Regions from separate parts of the Mus musculus genome. Here region 2 is linked to region 1. The links are chromatin loops, found by intact Hi-C in ENCODE. Cell type or tissue: heart. All regions are shown on one strand. Links, peaks and the distances in the headings refer to the core of each region. The heading gives the core; the rest is flanking DNA. Region 1 holds the start of Rarres1 (retinoic acid receptor responder (tazarotene induced) 1). Region 2 overlaps Iqschfp (Iqcj and Schip1 fusion protein).

Evidence for each region. Hi-C counts contacts between places; a loop is a spot of excess contacts. Peaks named below come from ENCODE experiments on the same cell type or tissue, not always from the same donor. Only the 100,000 strongest peaks of a DNase experiment are listed, where the experiment ranks them.
Region 2: it touches region 1 in a loop (23-fold over the local background); 22 of 42 quality-filtered maps call a loop at or near these places.

What each region holds. Positions count from the first base shown.
Region 1 is chr3:67,508,415-67,520,027 of GRCm38, forward strand. It overlaps Rarres1 (retinoic acid receptor responder (tazarotene induced) 1), which reads right to left and starts at 7,109. Exons shown (of 6, transcript NM_001164763.1): 1 at 6,747-7,109. The coding sequence starts at 7,001. It overlaps Gm40067 (a long non-coding RNA gene), which reads left to right and starts at 6,835. Exons shown (of 3, transcript XR_001783859.2): 1 at 6,835-7,342; 2 at 10,792-11,040; 3 at 11,138-11,255. In heart, for the core only: CTCF peaks have their summits at 4,595 (motif pointing right) and 7,235 (motif pointing left); DNase peaks (open chromatin) are centred at 4,597 and 7,077; H3K4me3 peaks cover 1,320 bases; H3K27ac peaks cover 665 bases; H3K27me3 peaks cover 1,141 bases.
Region 2 is chr3:68,040,026-68,051,638 of GRCm38, forward strand. Iqschfp (Iqcj and Schip1 fusion protein) reads left to right here. Exons shown (of 11, transcript NM_001113419.2): 2 at 1,169-1,233; 3 at 7,213-7,293. Iqcj (IQ motif containing J) reads left to right here. Exons shown (of 4, transcript NM_177585.3): 2 at 1,169-1,233; 3 at 7,213-7,293. Among named protein-coding and RNA genes, the nearest start is that of Schip1, 19 kb to the right of the region's middle. In heart, for the core only: a CTCF peak has its summit at 5,980 (motif pointing left); no DNase peak of the experiment used is centred there; H3K27me3 peaks cover 498 bases.

The sequences.
Region 1 (11,613 bases), core at 1-8,000:
GAATTCCCATGCTCCAGCAAAATCCTGCCTCCTTTCTCCTCTCTGCCATTGCTAGCTAAGCCCTGGCCCCGCTCCTTTTCTCTTAAGGCCCATCTAGGGGGAGGTAGGCACATGAGAAGAAGCAGGTTGCATTGTCAAGGGCTCAGCGGCTTCTAGTCTCCCCTCGAACCACTGGGACACACCACTCTAACATTCTGTTTCTAAATGTCCCCTCCGGCTTCATCTTTGGTGAGAAAGCATAAATGCCACACTGTTCCAAGAAAGGCAAACCTCCCCACCTCATAAGGTTGCTTTTATGAGTCAGGCTCAGTTGGAGAAAAAGAACTCATTTGTGACTAAAAATTGTTGTACCATTCTTAGGTTCTGGACAGACTGCATATTACATTATACCTCGGAATTATATTATTGCATTTTCTCCTTCCAGGCAAGGGTTGATAAAACAAACTGAGTTTATATTACAAACGTCGGTTACTGTCAGAACAGGCCACAGCCAGTGGAGCACAAGGACATCTTTTCCTGTGGACACTGTGCATTAGCAGCCAGACTCAGTGGGCCAAGATGAAAGGTGTGTTGACTTCCATTTGGCAGAATCTGGATTCGAGTTCTTGACCTGGGGAAGAAAACCAGAAGGGAAATTGCCAGGACCTGTCCACAGCTTGGTTCATCTCTGGGCCCATAGTGGAAGGGAAGGGTAGCTATAGGATATGCACAGCTTCCAAGGTCTCTGTCCAGTGAGGAGGGAAAAGAAGGGCCTTGGCCTGGCCGTCTCCAAGTTTCCCAGTGATCTCAGCACCCTCCCTGCTACTGTGATTTCATTTAACAGTTATCTGAACCTTGCCTGCAGCAAGGCCTTGTGCCATCATAGCGAAGGAGCTGAAGTCATGTGACACGTCCTGACCAGTAGAAGCTTCTGGTATAATCAGAAGACATGACTACAAAGAGAAAATAAAGCTGACTGTTCAAAAGTCAGGTCAGCATCTAGAGACTGCCATATCCAGGGATCCACCCCATAATCAGCTTCCAAACGCTGACACCATTGCACACACTAGCAAGCGTTGGCTGAAAGGACCGTGATATAGCTCTCTCTTGTGAGACTATGCCGGGGCCTAGCAAACACAGAAGTGGATGCTCACAGTCAGCTATTGGATGGATCACAGGGCCCCCAATGGAGGAGCTAGAGAAAGGAACCAAGGAGCTAAAGGGGTCTGCAACCCTATAGGTGGAACAACATTATGAACTAACCAGTACCCCGGAGCTCTTGACTCTAGCTGCATATGTATCAAAAGATGGCCTAGTCGGCTATCACTGGAAAGAGAGGCCCATTGGACTTGCAAACTTTATATGCCCCAGTACAGGGGAATGCCAGGGCCAAAAAGTGGGAGTGGGTGGGTAGGGGAGAGGGGGGAGGGTATGGGGGACTTTTGGGATAGCATTGGAAATGTAAATGAGGAAAATACCCAATAAAAATATTTAAAAAAAAAGTCAGGTCAGAACAGCACCTGGTCCAGGAAGTTAGACAGAAGACAGGCGGTTACAATAAAATACTGCCAGTTTCAAGATCGAAGCAAAGGGAGCGAGGGCAGCCAGTTCCCAAGAACTATAATGCCTGGTAATGTCGGGAAGTATTTTAAAGGGCCTCGGGACTGGTGTGCTTGGGCAAAAAAATGTCCCTATAGACATTGTTATGAAATGGTATTTCCCCAGGGTCACTCACTAATTATATGGATTGATAAGATTACCCTAGTTTATTTTGGAGACAGATGTGACTCAGATGGCTTTGAGCATAAGAGACAGAACCACGAACCAAGAGCACAGTTGACACCAAGAAGAGGCAAGGCAATGGGGCTTCCCCTAGGTTCCCAGGGCAATGGAGGCCCTGGGACACTTTGCTGTCAGCCCAGTGTGACCCATGTTCAACCTCTGACCTCCAGAACTACAAGTGAATCTATTTCATGTTTCAAACCCACTAGCATTATGGTAACTTGTCATATGGTGGTAAGAAGAAACAGAGAAAATTAGTTGTGATCCCTAATGTAATCTTCGCTGTGGACACGTGCGCTGGGTGAGCCTGTGGATTCGCATTCATCTTCTGTGCAAGTACACACACGCTTCTCTTTCGTAACTGGATTCTAGGGGCGGATATGCCCTGAACAACCATAACAAATAACCCAGACTAGACACTTGTTATGCCTACTAGCCTTAACCAGCTTGGCTCTCTTATTTAATAAACATTCTCCGGGTGAGCTGCCACTGCCCTGCCTGCATGTGTGCACATCTAAGCACGGAATGACTCACTGCTAAGCAGTCATTGTAACTGTGTATTATTAAAGATCACTCTTTTAGGCATTGAGTATTTGCGTTCAGTTTCCAGTAGCACCATTCTGAGCCTTAAAGGAAGACTCTAGGGCCCCGTGTAGATCGATCACTCCACCCCCACTAGGTTTTATGTGGAGCACTACCAACACCACGTAAATACAAACATCCTGGTCTTACACGTAGGAAACCAAATTAAAGCGTTGTGGACAGGAGGGGGGGCATAGAAACAAAGCCAACTTATTATGGAATGGTTGAGGATGTGCCCACTAGCTAGCTCGTCTGGGTACAGTTAGCTTAGGCAAAATTGGGGGCAAATTGCAAAGAAAGCCAGGCAAAATTTTTACCCCTGCTGACGTTCCACACTCAATGCAGACCCAGACTCTGCCCTCTGGGAGCTGGAATGATGGGGCAAAGACTATACTGTGCCTAAGCATGGTCATGTCAGGGCAGGAGTGTGCTACCTCTCTGCTCTGTGTTACAGTGTCTCCCCCACCAGGCAGGGTGCAGGTCTGAAGTGAACATGGTCCACACAGGGGTGCCTCTGATTTGGCTGTTGTCTTGTGAAGGTCCTAAAAGCGGTAAAGAGCTTTCTTTCAGTGAAAGAAAACACTCCTTCGCTTTCCTCTTGTATTATCTTCCCTCCTGCGTATGCACCGCAGCCTCTTGAGGTCCCCAGTGTTAGCTTCCATGTAATGCGTTCTACATAATGCACTGCTTTCCTATTCTTAAGACTGACCCTGAATTATTGACATTAATGGAGGCAAGCCTTCAAGAGGAGCCGTGATTAGGTGTCTGATACTGGACTAAAGTGCTCCGCAGATGGAAAAGTGGTGAGGCTCTTTCTTAGTGGAGTATGTGCACTTGGCGCTGTATGGCCCCGGGGACACATTTTGCTCCTGCTTCAGATCCATGCTACTTTGAATCCTGGAAGTACAGCCACTGCTCTACCTCCTGGCCTGACAAGGGTGGCCTGATGGCTTGCCTACATACCTACGGGCTAGCCACTCGCCATTCACTTACTGCCTAGTTAGAAATCTAATGTTGGGTGAGCGGTGAAGAATAGGCATACAAGTGTGTCAAGGCCATTGGCCATATTTGCTTCCTACTGCTTAGAGACCATGACCAAAAGCAACTTGGGGAGGAAAGGATTTCTCTGGTTTACACTTTCCCAGAGCAGTCTCTCGCTGCGGGAAGCCGAGGCAGGAACTCAAGCAAAGGTCGCAGGGCTTTACTGGCTCCCTATGGGTTGCTCAGCACCCACTGTTTTTTTTTAAAAAAAAACACAACCTGAGACCACCTGCCCAGGGGCTGGACCTTTCCACATCAATCATTAACCAAGAAAACAACCCCCAGAGACTTAGCTATTGGTGGATCTGACGAAGACATTGTTCTCAGTTGGGGTTCCTTCTTACTTCCTTTTGGTCAAAAGATGACAAAAGCAAACCAAACCACTGCCACCACCACCACCACCACCACCACCACCAACAACAACAACAACAACAACAACAAGCTAGCAAGCACACTCACAAAATCCAAGTTAAATGCTCCAGAAAGAATTGATGAAGTTGTCTCTTTAACTCTTGCTGTTTTGAGCGAGCCAGGATTGTGGAGGAAGGGGAAAGGGAGGCTGGAGGGTTGGGCATCCCACCCTCTGCAAGCACACACCCCGCTGGCAGGGAACCATAACTGACACTGAAATGATGTGCTATGGACATGCTTGCTTGCTAGGAAAACCCCATGGAGTTCTAGTTAAAGGACCCTCCATAAATATAAAAGGACCCATTTATACTCACTGGTTTTTATTGCCCTTCTCCCACTACACCTTGCCTGTCTGTTTGCATTGTGTCTGGTCTGGGATAAGAAATGGGTGTTTGTCAATTCCCCCAAATCAGCTGATCCCAGAATGAGTTGACTTTCTTAGGAAGTATATGCCCAGGAGACTGTGCTCAAATCCCCCAAATTTCAGTGAAAGCAATATTTCTAGTAATGGAAAAAGCACCCTGGGCCTGATCCAGGACAACCAGTACCTAAGAACTTCCACTACTGCCTGGAATCTTCCCCACACCCACTGTGGTCCTGAGGCTGTGCTGTGTGGTAGCAGGAAAGTTGAAAATTTTGATTATGAATAGGTAGTGTATGGCCAGGAGCAAGGTGACATCAGGCAGGCAGGGATAGCAGAGAACACAGGCAGCTGTAAAGTCTCCTCTGCAATTAGGAACTGAGACCAGGTCCTTGCTCTTTCTTACACCATAATCTGCAGTGATGGCTGCATCTGACCACCAGAGGGCAACAGTGTTTCTAGAATGAGGACTCTGAAGCACTAAAAAGAGAATCGAGGGAATCTTAGAGCTGGAGTCATTTGGGTGCCTGGCTTTCATGCTTTGTTTGTTTTGTTTTGTTTTGTTTTAAGACGAAATATACAGCAAGAACTGCGTCCCTCATCACGACCGAGTTTATGCACATGTTTCTGAAACACGACTCTCTGCTTTTATCATGTGAATACATAGTCTATAGCCCACATTATTTCATTACATAGAACTAAGAATATAGCTCAGTGGTAGGACAGGTGCCTGGGGTATAGACACAATACACACACACACACACACACACACACACACACACACACACACACACACACACACACCAAAACAAAACAAAACAAAAAAAGGAAACAGCAGCACCTGCTTCAGATTCCAGGAAGCCAGTCCTGGTTTCTCCATTCTCACAGAGCCTTGCAGGCCCTTGCCAGATGTCTATCACTTCAACACTGGCCTGCTTGATCGTCTTTAAGGGTGGAGTTTTAGTAACCTTTGAAGGAAAACAATTTCACTGGATTTGTGGAAGAACTTGATTCCTGGCACACTGGCCTCTTTTCCTTGGCTCCTGCAGTCACATAAGTGTTAAATTATCAGCGAGGTTAAGGGGAAATGTAACATTGTTTCTCATAGCCTTGAGTTCCAAGTTTATCTGTGTTCACGCGCATACACCACCATTTGGGATGAGCTAGGGTCACCTTGAAGTGACCACTACAGATGCTGAACAGCACCCAAGCTCCTGCTGACACGAAAGGAGTGAGCTCTCCTTCAGATGTTGAGAGCTAGCTGCTTTTGTAAGGATGCCAAGGGGTAGCTGAAAAAGCCCAGAAATGCTAGGTATTTTAGGAGTTTAAAAAAAAATGACATTTATTATGTGTGTGCATGCATGCTGTAGCAGGCACGTGGAAGTCAAAGGACAACTTGGGGGAGTCAGGTCTCTTCATCCACCTCCTGGTCAGAGGATCAAACTCACAAGCTTGCCAGCAGGCACCTTTACCCAACGACTGTCTCACTAGTTCTATTTTATGATTTTTTTAAAAATCATATTGGATTGAAAGAAAATAATCCCTGGTATTTGAAAATTGGTGAACTTTGTCCGTCTGGGTTTGTTTGTTTGTTTGTCTGTTTGTTTTAATAGAGAATTCTCCCCCCCCCCACCCCCCAATAACGAGGGAGGTTGTCATCAGGGCTCCTCTTTCCTCAAAGAAGAGGACAAGATCTTAAGTTGTGACTTCATTTCTCCGGTGAACTAGTAAAGGCTGGATGGAGCCTGGAGTAGAGACTGTCCCTGAGACAGTAAAGATTGTTTTGCTGTTGCTGTTTATTTAACACTCACAGTAGTTTGCCTTTTTCTAGAAATAAGGAAATAAGGCTGAGAGTTACGAAGGTGATTCACATCATCTGATGCTACACGGAGGATGGTCTTTATCATCACACCAATTTAAATCTTATGCTCCACTCTACAGAAGATGCAAGGCTGCGGATCTGTGGCTTTGTGGAACACCCCGGGAGCCTCATTGCCTCGGGATTCCGCAGTTGTGTAACTTTAAAAATCTGTTTAATGAAGAGAGCAACACATCTACAGCCACTGTCCGGAAATCAGCAAGCGATCTAGGAGCTGAAAAGTTTCGATCGCCCTTTCAGTTATGCAGAAGACGGCGGCCCTGTCACTCCCTAGTTAGATTAAGAAGATACCAGAACTGAATGGTCCCTGGTCAGACCCCTGAGTAACCTTTACCACTTTATCCCGAAGCCTTGCACTGGTGGCCTGCCATGAACAACGAAACTCTAGAAACGTGTCTGCGATGTAGAGAGCTGGCTTAGCTTTTGTACACACACACCTCCCCTACTTTGGTAGGAGCCATAGAGTCTAAGCCATGAGTAGACTGGGTACACAGTGCGCATGCCAACACCCACACTGGGTACCCCGACCAGGGGCTGTTATTCATGGGACCTTTTTTCTTAGGTTCTCAAACACGCTAAGTATTTCTGGCCTCAGAAATACCGGAAAGGCAGAGGCAGCGTTGGAGGGCTCCGCGCCTCTCGCGCGACACAAGCTCAGGCTGGGAACGCTGCGGTCCCCGAGCGTGTCCCGCCGCGTCGCGGCTCACTCACCCACGCGCGGCCCTCCTGCACGGTGGCCAGCACCCGTAGCGCGCTGGGCGAGCCCGCGCGGAAGTTGAAGAAGTGCAGCGCAGCGCGCGCCGCCAGCTGCAGGATCCCGCGTGGCAGCCCCACGGCCGCGGGCTGCCGGGGGACTTCGGTGTATTCCAGGTCCGCGGGCTCAGTGACAGCAGCGGCCAGTGCGAGGCTCGGCAGCAGCCAGAGGCTCAGCAACAGCGCTGGCATCGGGGGTTGACGGGGCTGCATGGACACGGGCGGCAGGGGCCCACGGGGCTGCGTGGATGGGGAAAGCTGGCGCTGAGCTCCCTGGACCCGGTTCGCAGTGCTCACGGAAATAGGCCACGGCGGCCACTCCCCTCCGCCCCCGGGTCGCCGCCCTTCCTCGCCTCCCTGTCCAAGCAGAAGGACCAGAAGGCGCCTCCGGGAGAGCGGGTCATGTCCCATGTCCCCATGACGCGGTGAGAGGGGACATGGGACAGTGGGGCGCCTCCTTGAGGGCACACTCCGACTCCAACTCTGGGAACTTAGCTTGTCGCCTGCGGCTGCTGCAATTTCACAACCCTCAGGTCTTAGAACCCACTCCAAAGGTTAGTTGAGGTGAAAGAGGAGACGGGTGGTGACAGGGACCAGTGGCCTTGGCCTTGATGGGGAATTTGAGAAGAGGCAGCTGGAAACAGGGAAAGTGTGCAGAGGGCGGGAGCAGGTAGTGAGCACCTGCAGGCCAGGTAGGGAGGAGGGGCGGTGGGCGACCGGACAGAGGTTTTGAGAATCAAGTAAATTAATTAATACTGGAGAGGGGCCTTGGGTTGAAGCCAGATTCCAGTGGCGTGAGGTGTGGAATCAACGCGTCACTGAAGGCAAGAGGTGGCTACTATTTTCTAAACCACAGGTAAGAGAAAGCCCTTTAGGGACCTGTGAGGTGGCTCAGTGAGTAAAGGTGCTAGCCACCAAGCCCGATGACTGGAGTCTTGCCAGGACCAATGTAGTGAACAGAGAGAACATACTCAAGCAAGTTGTCCTACGACCACCACCCACCCACCTACCTACGTACAACATAACAAATTAAATAATAAATGAAATGAAATGTAAGAGAGACAGAACAACCGGAGATACCCAGGGGTCTAGCCCACCTCATCAGCAGCAGTCGCTATCCTGAAGGACCAAAGAATGATTGAGACCCATTTGTTAACTACTGCTTGTGAAGCTGGGAGACACCTGTGGAACAAAGGGAGCAGTTGGCTGGGTATCTTTCCTGCCATCCCAGCCTGCAGCCTACTGCCTGCCATCTGCCTTAGACTCCAGTGCTCAAAGACGGGATTCTGGAAGGAGCCATCCTATGATCACCAAGCCATAGGCCTGTGGACAAAGAGAAACTGTCTAAACGATACTCCCCCCTGTTGCCCATCTGTGGACTGTCTTTCCTTCTGCAGATTTACGAAACACCTGGGTCATGGGGAGATGAGGATGAGCAACCAGATAAACATCTGGAGCACACCTACAGTCGATGAGCCAAGGGAACGTGTCCTGTGCTGTTTGCAATAGCATGCTCTGCAGAAAATTGAGGAGGGAGCCAGAAGCCTTAAGATGGTGACTTAACCCAGGTCAGGGCTGGCAGTCATATCAAGAGGGGACAGCAGAATCATTGGGGTAGGTGGAGTATTTCAAAAAGGCCCACATATCCTTTGTTTCCATTTTCTTTCCCTCTCTCACCCTGCCCCTGGACTAACCATGGTCAGTACCCATATGGTCACTTAGGAAGCAAAGTGGACATCAGCTGTCAGAAAACATGTGCTTCCTAGTGTACATAAGAGGCCAGGATACCTGTTCCCACTCCTGCCACAAATGCCAATGAGCAGAGATGGGTTGAATATTATGTTGCACTTTGTATAGAAAGGCAGGCAACCAGAGAAGGCAGTGGATAGACATCCTTAGGAAAAGCTGCCTTCCATCTCACCGAGCCAGGAGGAGGAGAACAAGGCAGACAATTATCCTGGAGCTGCCATGCCCCTCTGCTCACAGGGACAGTCACATCTTTGAGATTAGAGATGCCTGCCCCCCCCCCCCCCCCCATCATCTTCCCTGAAAGCTTCTCTCATTCTGTAAACATCTAGGCTCAGGAACTTTCCTGGAATATGCAGTGTAGTTGGTGTCTTCTGGAGTCAACCCTCCATTTGTCTAGGGCTGAACTCGGGACAAGTAAACTGGTTCACAGTGTGCATGTACTAAGCTGTTAACATGTACATGCAGATTCTTTTTTGACGTTCACAATTCACTTTGAATTCAAAAGTGTCCCTAGCCATATCGCCTGTCAAGACTTCCCAGTGCCTGCTACATAGTTATGAATGTACCGAATACCTCTGGAAGAACCAACCAGAAACAGTGGTTGCTTTTGGATCATGGAAGTGAGTGGGCTTACAATGTTGGTCTTTTGACCTGAGATAGCACCCCCAGGTTATCCAGAGCCTGGAGCCCCTGCTTGGAGCCCAGATACTTAGGTTGAGCTGAATCTCCCCCACTTGTGCTTGGGTGGCACCTCCTGCCCTACTGGGTGATTGTGAGGTTCGAGTGTGCTCATATCTACATGTATGTGCCGAGGTGAAAGTAATGGCTATTTGAAATTGCTATCATTGTTGCTGTTGCTAGCAAGTTAAAAAGAATTGTGACAACAAATTGAAAAGAAGATAGAATCTTGACAAAGAATAAATCCAGCAGTGACTTTCTTTTTATAAATAAACAAGGGGTTGTGATTAAAAGAAACTGATGGGCTATTCAATAAAGATATTTCCTCCAACCTCTATCACCTAGTCTTTTATAAGTACTATTAGCAACCAAGCCATATATAAATCTATATCCCTGTTGTAGTTCTTCCCCCTGGCAAAGGTGAAGGTACATGGGTTTGGCAGATGGATAGGGGTAACTCCACCTTGACTACATATTGCTGAAGTCCAGTAAAGTCTAGACAGGATGAGAAAGATGTTTATTTCTGAGTCATGGAACCAGGGACACTAGTGGAGAAAAAGTAGCTCATCTGATTCCTTTGCCTTCATTTCATGTTCTGGGAGGTCTTGGCTCTTGTTAAGGTTAGACCCTGTAAACGTACACATTCCCTATACTGTGTTCTTAGCCCACAATATCTGTCTCAGAACCCCTTGAGGAAGGCTCTTGGCTGTCTACAGAAAAACAGGACCCCTACTTGCTTAGTGCCAATGCTTTTCTAGTGGATATGGCACCTCTGGCCTCTGCCATGGAGTTGCTTTGGGTTCATGGGGGATTTCATGGTGTGTCTGAGCCACCTGAGGATCACCGTGGTAAAGTAAGACCCTAGCGGTCCTTGCTTAGGAGAAAGACCCTGAGTTTGGGGCTTCCAGCACCTACCTATCTACATTATCTCATACTCTGGAAGGGAGTCAAAGGCTGCAGGGCAAAGGGAGACCAGCTGCTGTGGAGCCACTAGCTAGAGTTTTCTAAACCCTGGGGGTTAAGAGCTGAGGCTTCCCTGCAGAAGCAAATTCTTTCTGATGGCTGAACTAGAGACAAGGAAGGTCTTTCCCAAAGAGATGCTGTAGAGGACAGGGTGATCATTTTTTCTTCTACCACCAAGGAAAGGTTTCAAAGAAACGTATTGCATTTGATGTTTGTACTTCAGAACCCAACTTTCTGATGAACATGTCATATCTACACTAGGTATATGTAACTTCAGCTATGGGTCAGATATGCCAAATGCAACTGAAGATCTGAGATCCTAAGTTAAACTTACTTAAATAACTATTTGTGGCTGGTGACAGATTTGAAAGCTTACTTTGACTGACTTTTGGCTGTGACGTCTGATTTAATAAAACGGGGTGTGATATTTTGGAAAGCCATGCTTTAGAAGAGGTGCTAGGTGTTTCTTCTTGCAGGATGATCTTATACGTCTTCACAGTTTAGTGGAGTGCACTGGGAACTAAAGAGGTTAAGTGGCTCACTCAGGTTTCATCATCCTAAAAACAGGGAGTGAGGTCAGGTTCACTCCAGGCGCTTCTTGTCTCTCCCACAGCTTCAGATGTTACCAGGGTTCTTTGAGTCAAAGTCTGAGCCCTGACAGTCCTACCAAGCTGACGTGGCCACTTACAGAGATAATAGTGAAAAGAAGAGAGAAGTCAACTTTCATGGTCCTGATGCAAGAGTTAAGGGCAGTCCTCTCCCGAGTGCTGCTGCCATGACTCACCCATCAGGCCAGCTGCGCAGTCTGTCCCGCAGGGTGGTGTCATGAATGCCACAACTAGGTGACATCTATCTTCTAGAGGTAAACTTCTTTGGTTTGTACCAGGTGCCAGCCTTCCCTTCCCCTAGAATGGGATTCCCTAGGGGAAACTGTAATTCTTTGGGTTCCACTGTTTCAGTATTCTGAGAAACAAAAGGAGGGCACAGAACATCTTAGAGCATCTTGCTCTTGCCTGGACAGGAAGGAGACTAAGGGAGAGCTGAAGAGTTTGGACTGTGGAAGCAAAATGAACTGAGGCAAGTTGGGATAACTTTATTTCAGAAGAAGAATTCTCATAGAGACAGTCAACTAAAAGGCAGGGTGTTTGTTTGTTTTTGTTTTGTTTTGTTTGTTTGTTTATTAAGAGAATGCCTTTCTGCTTGTCTCCAGCAGGTGAAAAGCATTATGTTGTGGTTCACAGGGAAATGGATGAAGGCTATGGATAAAGTTTTTTCCCTTCACATCTCAGTGAGCTTGACATGGTGTAAGAAACATCCTGCCGGGCAGTGGTGGTGCACGCCTTTAATCCCAGCACTAGTTAAGAAGACAGTGTCGGGGCTGGTGAGATGGCTCAGCGGTTAAGAGCACTGACTGCTCTTCCGAAGGTCCTGAGTT
Region 2 (11,613 bases), core at 1,511-9,510, 530 kb after region 1:
AGTCCATGTTGTATATAGATCTCAGGAAGAAATGGTTCCCTTCTAAGAGGGCTTCAGGAAGAAGGCATAATGTGGGTCTCAGCCAAATTTGTCATTAGTAAAATCCTCTAAATGCTGAAACTCTTCTCGAAACAGTCTGTTGATTTTGCTCTCATAAAAATTTAGCTATTCCCAGAAGAGAAAGGCATGGTTCAGCTAAACCAGGATAATTTAGGGAGTGTCCAAACAAATTGAAGGAAGAGGTGTTAGCCGATGATGTACTGAAGTTACAAATGTCCCAATGTTAAGATTAGAGAGACTGGACAGAGGTTGGGGTAAGGTCAAGTTCTCGAATGCACAATGCAATGCAGGTATACATTCAAGTGTGTGCCAAGAGATGTGTAGGGTATATTCAAAGATATATCAACATTAGGACTTGGGCACCTGGGATATTGGAGTTCTTAGAAATCTCAGATCAATACCCCTCAGTGAGGGATCCCCTTAGTTCTGGTTGTGCCTTCCTTTGGGACTGTCACTTTAGTATAGTCCTAAGAAATGATCTTCCCAGGATGAGAGTACTATACTCCTTCCTTACATTTCCTCTTCTGTGATTATTAAGACTGAGAACCTGTTGGCAGTCTTATCAAGTACCCACATCAACTTCTAGAGTATCTTTTTAACTACAGAAATGAGACCATAGTGTCTACAAATATTCAAAATTCAGAGGGGTGTGTGTGTGTGTGTGTGTGTGTGTGTGTGTGTGTGCTTGCACATGCGCACACCTGCAAGTGTGGACTACATAGAAGTGGTTACCATAATACAAGAAAGAATGTTTGTTGCATGGCCAAACCCAGCATACATTCATTTGAGTCACAGTCAGCAAACCTGACTTCTGCATACTTTGCTTGCTGTGAACTCATGTATGTATGTGGACCCATAAAAATACACTCACCCTGGAAAACCTGTTGAAAACATTCTTCTTAGTGATGAAAAAGATCAATTTGTTTATGTGATGATATCATATTCTAATTAAAGCATGAATTAAACCGTATTGCATGTTTAAAGACCTAACCATTGCTACCTCCGCAGAATTTAAGTATTACTATCTCAATATTGCTAACAACTGACCTCAAATAATATTGCCCAAAATACAAGATATTAATTTCTGATTTTATTTCTTTTTTTACAGGAAGAACTAAAGAGACTACAGAATCCTTTAGAACAAGTTGACGATGGAAAATATTTGCTTGAGAAGTAAGTGAAAGTTCAAAGGAAGTTATATTATTTGCTACCTTAGAAAGATGACATGAAAAACAAATTCTGAGAAGGCAAAAGTGAATAAGTAAGTTTGACAGTTGCTCACAGTATCTTTGGGCTAAGAAATGTGTTCTCATTGAGATATAGGTAGATAGGTTGGGCTAGTTCTACTGATTGAACCGATGAATGAAATGTGTATACATCTCCTGTGTAGGTCCTAGAACTTGAAACTTAACCCTGTTTTGTCTCTGGTTTTAATCACAGAAGGCAAGCATACTTTTTGAAACAAGGCAAGGACAAACTAGACTATTAGAGTATGCATTTGAAATAGCACTTCAAAACAGAAATAAAGTTAAAAATGTGCTCTACAAAAAGCCAAAGAGAAAGATAAATGATCTTACACTTACATTTTAAAAACAATGAATACTATTTAGAGTACATGAGAATTCTATCTTGACTTCAACTCAAGGTCAAAGTCTTCAAGGGTTTATTAAACTTTAGTTTGTAATTTTATAAGGATTCTAAAGCTTTGATATGTTTAGCTGATTTAAAAAAAAACAAACCATGTGCTGTCAAGACAAAGGAAGAGAATGTAGCCATCCTATGCTGGGACTTACAGTGGAGTCTATATTGCTAAGGGTTAGCACATAATTTTTCGTTCAACTCTGATGTGACCTTTGATTTAGGCAGGGTTCTGACCTTTTTGCAGATAAAGGAGGTTTCAGTAATTTCTCCAAGTTACTTATCCTCAGCTGGTGTGTGAAGTTGACAGTGAAAGCTGGGTCTGGAGGCCTCCCGAGCCCTCATGTCAACAACCACCAGCTGAGTCCTCATGAACTGGCAACAGGCATGGGGAGTCTTGCATGGTTCTGGGCACTAGGAAAGAATGTTAGTATTCCTGAGAATACAAAAGTAGGTAATGACAACCATGAGAGCTCTCAAAGCACATACACTACTACAAAGAAGTAAGCCCGAGTAGCTTGGGAGGATAAAAACGAGTCTCAGAAGGAACACAATGGATGGTCGCTAAGGAGCAGCTATAAGTTCCTCCTCTGTTCCAGAAAGCAGAACATGGATTAGTGAACAGGGTTTACAGAAGCAGCCATGTTATTGAAACAGATGACAACCATTTTGAAATGCCAGCCTGCACCACGCCAGAGCAGACATTTTTTTTTTTTTTTTTTTTTTTTTTTTTTTTTTGGTTTTTCGAGACAGGGTTTCTCTGTATAGCCCTGGCTGTCCTGGAGCTCACTTTGTAGACCAGGCTGGCCTCGAACTCAGAAATACGCCTGCCTCTGCCTCCCGAGTGCTGGGATTAAAGGCGTGCGCCACCACGCCCGGCGCAGACATTTTTGTTAAGAAATGAGGTGACAGGTACAAGGAGTGCCTTAGGAGAGAAGAGGTGAAAACACCCAGGATGTGGAAAACATCCCTATAAATGGAACACCTGAGGTGCGAGTTCTCTTTCTCTCTTTCCCTTGCTTTGTGAATCAGGATCCATCATTTAACCACCCACGTCCCTGATGATGTAAAAAGAGATAACCCAGGACATATGACACCTTCACTGTCAGCCCCCTTCCCTTCCCATGTGGGTGGGTGTTTGGACAGGGCATCTCAGGTTTTTCCATGTCTGTGGTGTACGGCCTTGCCATGTCATCTACTGAAGGACAGTGTCTCACTGTTGATTAGATGAAGATTCTGAGTTACACACACATTTGAGTTAGGGCATTATTGTTATGCCTGGTCTCATAATATAAGTAAATAAGAATGCAGAAACTTATTCACTATGAAAATACCATGGAGTTTTTAAAAAGTAGAATTTCCTTATGACCTAGAATTCCCATTACAAGATATATCCAAGGGAACTGAAAACAGTCTGTCAAGAGATGTTGTACTCTCCTGTAGGCTGCAGCATGACTCAGAATCACCATGACATAGAGACAGCCCCAGGGGCAGTGGATAGATAAAGAAAATGTGGCACACAGACAGAATGGAATATTATGCATCTACAGAAGCATAAAATCCCGTCATTAGTTATAATATGGATAAGTTTGGAGAAATTGCATGAATAAGCAATCCGGATACTGAAGGAACTCTTTAGATCATCATCTGTGTAATTTAAAATAGTTGATCATATGAAAGTGGAGAAGTAGAATGGAAATTTCCAAGTGCTTGGGAGGGACGGTTTGGGGGCAGAGAAAGGGGAAATAGGTACTGTCTTCGTTACCGTTGAATGGGAACAAGAGGTTCCTATCTATCTATCTATTCCTTTGCGATAGCATCTCTCCTGAGACCTGAGACCCATGTTTTCTTAGCTGGGATGGAAGTGTAAGGGCCCCAGAGCTCTTGCTTTCTCCAGAACATTGCATCTGAGGTTACACACATGCTCAGACTCTAGGTTTGTCCCATGAGTGCTGGGATCTGATTTCTAGGCTCCGTGGTAGCAGGTCAAGCAGGCAGCATTTTTAACAGCTGAGCCACATGCCAACCCTAAAATGTCCAAGTTTCCTTGATTAGTTGAAAAAAAAAACCTTATATTTAAAAAAAAAATCTTTTCTTACCAGCACTTTCACTGGCTATATGTAAACAGTAAAGATTTTAGCTCATCCTAGAAAGAATTTTCTTCTAGTAATGACATTAGGGCTACATCATACTTCTTTTGCCTAGAGAGAGAGAGAGAGAGAGAGAGAGAGAGAGAGAGAGAGAGAGCTTATGGAAAATGTCCTGGCTCAAGCCCCACTGCAGACAAATAGAATCTGGAACCCTGGAAGCAGCATCTAAGAGCTCCCTTCAAGTGGTTCTGAGGGGGATCTGGGGTGAGGATGTGCGTAGGCGCATCCCAGTCTGCAGTTTCTCAGCAAACTCCCAAGCAGCCCCATTCTCTGAGGAGGCAGTGCCTCTCTGATGTTCAGCCCATACACTTAGTCAACCTGGCTACATCCATTTTTCATTATTGATTTAAATGTAGGAAATGAACTCCAAAAGTTTTTTTCTCCCTTTCTAATTGACCACAGCTCCATATCAAATCTCTTACTACCACCACCATGTTAATTCCCCAGCTCTGGGCTCTCAGGGAGACGTGAGCAGCAGTGAAGTATGTGTGGGCTTGTTCCCCCAGTCCCAACACCAGTGTAATCGTTCCCTTGTGCCATCCAGAGACTCAGAACAGCTAAAAACAGCTGTGAATGACCTGCCTGTCTTGCAGTTTGGTGTGTTCTCCTGTGAGGGTGGAATACTCTAGGGATGGGAATTGGCTCTCTTCAAAGCACATAGACAGGCACAAGTCCTCCCATGCAGGGAAGAGTTTCAAATGAAACCATCTCTTTCCTAGTTGTCAGGGACAGAGAGAAGCAAATGCTACGGGCGCCAGACTCAACATTTAAATGGATTTCTTCGTACATTTGCATAGATTGCTGGAAATTTTTCCTGGTTTGCTTCCAGGCAGGACTCTGCCCTTGAGAACTGTCAGAGTTTGATTGAAAAACCTGGGGTGCTTTGAGTGAGCAGATGAGGCATTTCGTTACAGCTGTAGCTGACTTGGGTGGCGATGTAAATCACCTCCGCAATTCACAATGACTGTAAGTTAAGTGATCGTCGTGTCATAGCAGTTGATTGGTTATTCCCCTTTGGAACATTACATTTATCCCAAACACTCAACCGGCATTTTGTGGTAGACAGTTGGTGTGAAGGGCAGGGAAGCTACAACTCCACACTATAAAGCCAGTTAAGGGCATTTACATACATGTGTGTGTGTGTGCGCATACACACGCGCGCACACACACACACGTGCACACACACACACACACACACACACACAGAATCACAATAGAGCTTGGCAAGTGTCCAAGACCAGAGACAAGTAGTTAGTAATGCTATTAATTAGAAGACTTCTTGGGAGTCTATTATTTATGGTAATTACACATTAACTTAAGTAATACCTTAGTCTAGGTGCCTTTCTTAGTTGTAATTATTGAGCTAGTCTCTCGCTATCTCTGACAGGAGACTTGGCATTCTATGTTCCACCACTGTGCTGATAATATATAGTGACTTGATGAGCCACAGGAAATTATTGACGAGTTGCCCTGTCACTAGACAGTTTAAGCCAATAGATGTTTGTCATTTATAGTTTGTTGGTAATGTATAAGTTATATGACCAAATTAGGTCATGTATTTTCTTTATTAAAATATTGCTGTTGTTGCCTTTGATTATTGCAAGTGATAATTGCCTGCATTGCAGGCATTCTTTGACAATTTGTTAATTTGTAATTAATGGTATGCTTAATAGACTTTAACTTTAAAACACCGTTGTTATAAGACTACTGTGCTATAAGATTGCATGGTCATGAAGTGAGTTTTGTATGCTCACCTACTCTGGGTTGGATCCATTGTGTTTCCTGTTTAATAATCAATCACACACACACACACAATTATATATATATACACACACATACACACACACACACATATACACACACACACATATATATACACATACACACACACTTGTAACACACACCTTCTAGACTGAAAGAAGATGAGCTATTGTTGGTGTTCTCACCATTTTAACCACATTCTTTGAGTTATTTCTGGCCCACAAATGACTGAATAATAAAGAATTGACAGCAAATTCTGAATACCAATGCCACAGAATAAGAAAGAAAAAAAAATGTTTCTTACTCATCAACAATCAGGCTGAGCAACAGCGGAGCTACTTTGGGCTCATGGCACCACCTAGTGGTCATATAGAATATCTGCCTTGTCAGGTTTTCTCACTGGCGTGAAGGAAAGTAGTGGGGTAGCTCTAGGATAGTTTCCTCCTCTTCCTCTTCGTGTGTGTCTGTTCTTTCCTGCTCTCTCAGTCATGATTCACATAAATTTGTGTAGCTACCTCACATTCCCATCTCATCCCTGCGTCAGTCTTAAACATCCCTCTGAACCCCCTGCTCTAAATCCTTTGCTTCCCTGAAGTGTTGGCTTTCGAACTGGAGGTCCCCATACACTGGTAGCTTGTTACAGCTTGGTAGGTTACCACTTGCCTTTAACAAAACATAGACACACAAGAATTGATATCAAAGTATGACCTACGTTTTTTGGTCCAACCATGTACATCCCTTGTACGCACTATGCATTCTACGACTGAAGTCCTAGTTTGATTTTCCATTGCTGTGATACAGCAGTGACTAAAACCAACTTAGAGGGTGGGGAGTGGGGGAAGGGTTCCTTGCAACTCATAGTTAACCAACCATCACTGAGGGAAATCAGGAAGGCAAAAACCTAGATGCGGGGACTGAAGCAGAGAACCTAGAACTGGAGGAATGCTGTTTCCTGGCTTATTTCCAGGCTCACGGTCAGGTACCATCCTTATATATCCATGACCATCTGCCCAGGGGTGGCGCTGTCTGCAGTAGGCGCTTCATTCTCACTTTCTTATCCACTCTTCAAAACCTAGCCAAGGATAGCGTCCATATTGAGCCGTAAGCACCCAGGGAGGGACCATGTCTGCAAGAAGCTGTGGTCCTGGTGATTGTGAGCTCAGAAACAGCTTACGGGATGAAAGGGGGAAGGGCCTTGGCAGTGGTATCTTTGAGGATGGATAAGGGGTAGAAATAAGAAGGAAAAGAAAGTAAGGGGTTAAAACAAGTTCACTGGAGCTATGCAGTCACCGCTAGGTGAGTACTGTTTTCTGTGGGTCTAACCCTGTGGGAAGTGCCCACATTACCTCTTTATTTATCCAAAAGGGTCAATTTTCAAGCTTTAGCACTTGAGTAGCAGAGATGGGTAGAAAACAGCGGAGAAGGCAAAGATTTGTTTACAGAGCCAGGTTCCTTACCACAAAAAAAAAAAAAAAAATTTAATTAGGATTTTTGTTAATCAATCAACATCACTCTTTTCAAAACTGTCTCAGTTAAAAGAATTATCCCTGTGAGCAATGGCTTTCCGGACTGAACTACATAGATACATTCTTTCTCTTTCTAGTCACCAGCTGGCCATGGATGTGGAGAATAACATTGAGAACTATCCCCTCAGCCTACAGCCCTTGGAATCAAAGGTGAAAATGTAAGTTGTCACAAAGTTCCGGAGGTTAGTTGTCCAGGCATGTGCCTTGGGTGCTTGTGAACAAACCTGGAGCAGTGTGGCAGTACAGAGTCACACATTTCTTTATTTCACATTTGTGTGCCACGGGTCCAGCCAGGGTCGAAACAGCAGCAAATGTAGCTTTGGCCCACACCTCCCATTACTGGCCATGGTTGGATGGATTTTATGGAATTCCAGCTTACTGTTTCTGTTTTTCCTTTCAAGGCTAGCAGGAGTCTTTGTATCAGCCTTCATTTTGTCATCTCACCGTTGGAGACATCGCCTTGCATGCATGCACACAATTTGTAAAGCCCTTCTTTCTTCCTATTTCCATCCCCACCTCCAGTGCTGGGGGAAATGACCCTTTATCTTTCCTGCCCCCACGAAGTGGGTGGTGCTTCTGCATAGCCCCACCCAAGAAAGACCCACATGACCCTCCCCCCCCACTTTCTGTTATACCTGACTATCATAATAAATTAGTGATAACTATACCGCAACATTAATAAAACGAAGCTGGTGAGCCCCAAAGTGAAGCAAATCCTACTGGAGAGCAAGTTATCAACCCTTAAAAGGTATTTTTAGGTAGAGAAAGGAGCTTCAGATCCCCCTGTGTAGTACCCAGAGTGTTCCATTCACACTCATTCTGGGATTCTTCCCTATTCCGCGTCTCCCTCAGAGGCACAAATAAGAATTGCCAATGTTGGTGTACACAGTTCTCCTTCTTCCTCCCTCTCCTCCCAAGTCCCATTAAAACTCTAAGATATTTGAACACCTGCAGAGTTTCAATATGTCTGAACTTGAGAAACACAGATCATTTGTGGAGAAGCTCAAAGAAGTCACTCTGAAGAAGGGTGGCTGAGGGTGAGCGGCTTTGAACAATACGCCACCTCTGGGTTATAATGTCCTGCTGAGGGAAGAAAATAGCCATCCGCATCACTCCAAGTCTGTGCCCACCATACACATCACAGTGTGAGCATCCGGCCTCCCCTTCATGATAAGCCCAGACAGTTTCTGAACTGACCAGGTACCCTGCTAGGAAGATCTGTGCCTCACATCCTGGCTGGAATGACTCTGCCTGTTGAATTGCTTTCTGCAAGCAAGTGTCACTTTCACTGCAGAACATGTTGAAGTGCAGGCACAGGTTGCTGAGTTATTAGGAATTTCATTCAGATGAGTCCTGTTAAATGAAAAGGTACTGCATAGGGACTCTGCTGTGTGGGGAAACGGAGAGTGCTTCATGGAAGAATTAAGTTAGGAAAATGCCTGATCCTTTAAAAAAAATCATCTCCAATCAAAACAGAGGAATGGGTACTGAGAAGAAGAAGAATCGAAGACAAATCAGCTCTCTGGGTTTGTGAGTCCAGCCAGCGGAGAGAGCTGGGGCTTTATGACTTCATGTTTGCTGGTTTGATGGAGGAGTCTCAGCTCAGTGAAGTATAAATGAATGCTTTTTATCTCTCGTAATAGCTCTGAACCCCATTTCCAGTTACTGGAGGGGGATGGGGCAGAGAACTTCATCTTGCCCAATAATGGAATTTGAGTCCTATCAGAGTTCACTCCAGCTCAGTGAGTCCTGTCTAATCTGGTTATTAAATTCTTAACTCCCTGGGCATGTTGCTCATATCCCTTACACACACACACACACACACACACACACACACACACACAGAGAGAGAGAGAGAGAGAGAGAGAGACAGAGAGAGACAAAGAGAGACAGAGAGAGACAGAGAGACAGAGAGAGACAGAGAGAGACAAAGAGAGACAGAGAGAGACAGAGAGAGACAGAAAGAGACAGAGAGAGAGAGACAGAGAGAGACAAAGAGAGACAGAGAGAGACAGAGAGAGACAGAAAGAGGGAAGGAGGGAGGGAGGGAGGGAGAGAAAAAGGGAGGAAGACAGGGAGAGCTCACATCATATAGCCTGCACCTTCACCCTGTCTACTCCCATCTTCCTTCTCTCTGCCTCCCTCCTGTTCTCCTTTCTGCTGCAGACCGTCCTACCTCCCCTGTGCTAACTCCCTGAAGCTGCCCAAGTCCCCCACCAATGATGAGCATTCAGGCTTCTAGACCTCTGTCTCTTTTATGGGGGCTGCAAGGCTTGGAATCTTGGAGGATGGGGGCCACAGGATCTACCAAAAGCCCTCACCAATGACACAGACTTCACCTCCTCATTGGCTCTGCCTTTTGCTCTTTTACAGGTGTCTTTTATGACAATCTTTCTGCAGGACCTTGGTAGAGGTCCTGGGAGAGGGCACATCCATTCTTGCTTCCCAAGGGACAATTTTCTGGCATAAAGAGAACTGGTATAAATATGGCCTTTGTCTGAGCATTTAGGGTCACCACCAATGCCACAGGCTTTGTCTTAGGGCCTCCGTCCTCTGTTGGTGGTGACATTGTTAAACATCTGCTGATGAAAGAGAAAAGCAATGCTCATTTTTATCATAAAATCTACCCTTCTGGTGCCTTCTCTCTCCTCCCCGATGGAGAAGCACTGTAGGCTCCAGTGCTGGGTTACATGGCTGATGATGAGCCCCAAAAAGCTGGGTCAGAGTGAGACCTTGAGAGGCAGAACTCCAAATGTAAAAGACAAGCAAGAAGAGAACTTCTCTTGGTACAGGCAACGTGTCCTGTGTGGTCAAGTGAGTGCGAACCCCAGCATGGCGTGTGGGGCAGCACAAGATCCCTTCAGTTGGCTTCTCACACTCAAGGCATTGTGAGAAGGAAAATATTTGAAAGAAATTCAGAAAGAGACTGCAATGCAGTAGGGCAAAGCCTAAAGAAAAAAGCAGAGGCATAAACAGGTGATAAAATGTGTGAGTGTGTGAGTGCATGTTTGTGTGTGTGTGTGTGGGGGGGGTCATCAGGATTATGTGACTTCATTCAACAACACACCTGGTGAGAAGTCATCCTGAGTTTTAGACTTGGATGATCAATGGAATGTGTCAAGAGAAGGAAAAAATCAGGACCACAGAGAATTTATGGAAGGCATTTGGGAAAATTGAAAGACAGGTTCCCCACACACCAGGAGAAGGTAAGCATCCAGATGAAGGATGCCAGTCCAGCTTGGGAACAAAAGCTGAGTGTGTTCTGACTGCAGGCTAGAATGACCTGTGGGCAACAGATGAGTGTCGGTGCCCTGTGGAAAAAAAAACGAGCCACCTTTCAGCTCCCTGAGCATCATCCTTCACGTCTGGGCCAGTTACCAGGTTATAAGTGACTATCAAGAAGTTCTCCCAATTTAAACCATTACCATTATGCCAGGGCATTGTCTCTTGGGAAGCAAGAATGGATGTGACCTCGCCTGGGAAGATGATTTGACAATATTTTCTGATAGAACCAACATATGGGCATGTTGAACATCAATCAGTTTTCGTTTAAAGATATATTTGACAGAATTGGATATCTTGCAAGAGAAAAAGACACTTGTTGAGGTTTCAGAATTTGTGAAAACATTTCATAAAAAGCTTGGCTGAATCACATTGTTAAAGTACAGTATCTACCTCATTGTTCTAGATAGTTTATATCAACGGACACAGCTAGTCACTGAGAAGAGGAAAGACAGAGGAGGACTTGCCTCCATCAAGGTGACCTGTGGGAGCATTTTCTTGACTAGTGATTGTTGTCAGAGACCCAGTTCACTGTGGGTGGTGCCACACCTTGGCAGGTGGTTTTGAGTTATAAAAAGCAAACAGAAGAAGCCAGGAGAGCCATGTTAGTAACCACCTCCTCCTCGTTCTCTGCTTCAGTTCTTGCTTCCAGGTTCCTGCCTTGAGCTCCTGTTCTGACGTCTTTCAATGCTGGGTCTCTAGGCTGCAATAAATTCCTTTCTCCCTAAGATGCATTTGGTCAGTGTCTTATCATATCAACTAAAACATGACTACAGCCCAAAGTGTAGTTACGGAAGATATGTGGGAAGGGTGCTCCAGAGAATAGACTTCGGAACTGAGCAATCTGGATCCAAATCCCAGCCCAGCTCTCAGCTACCATGTGGCATTAGGAACCCTGGAAGCCTCTGTCAAGCCCTGCACTCTGACCCTAACAGGATCTTTATTATTATTATTATTATTATTAGATATTTTCTTTATTTACATTTCAAATGTTATCCCCCTTCCTGGTTCCCCCTCTGAAAACCCCCTATCCCATTCCCACTCCCCCTGCTCACCAACCCACCCACTTCTGCTTCCTGGTCTTGGCATTCCACTATGCTGGGGCATTGAACCTTCACAGGACCAAGGGCCTCTCCTCCCATTGATGGCTGACAAGTCCATCCTCTTCTACATATGCAGTTGGAGCCATGGGTCCC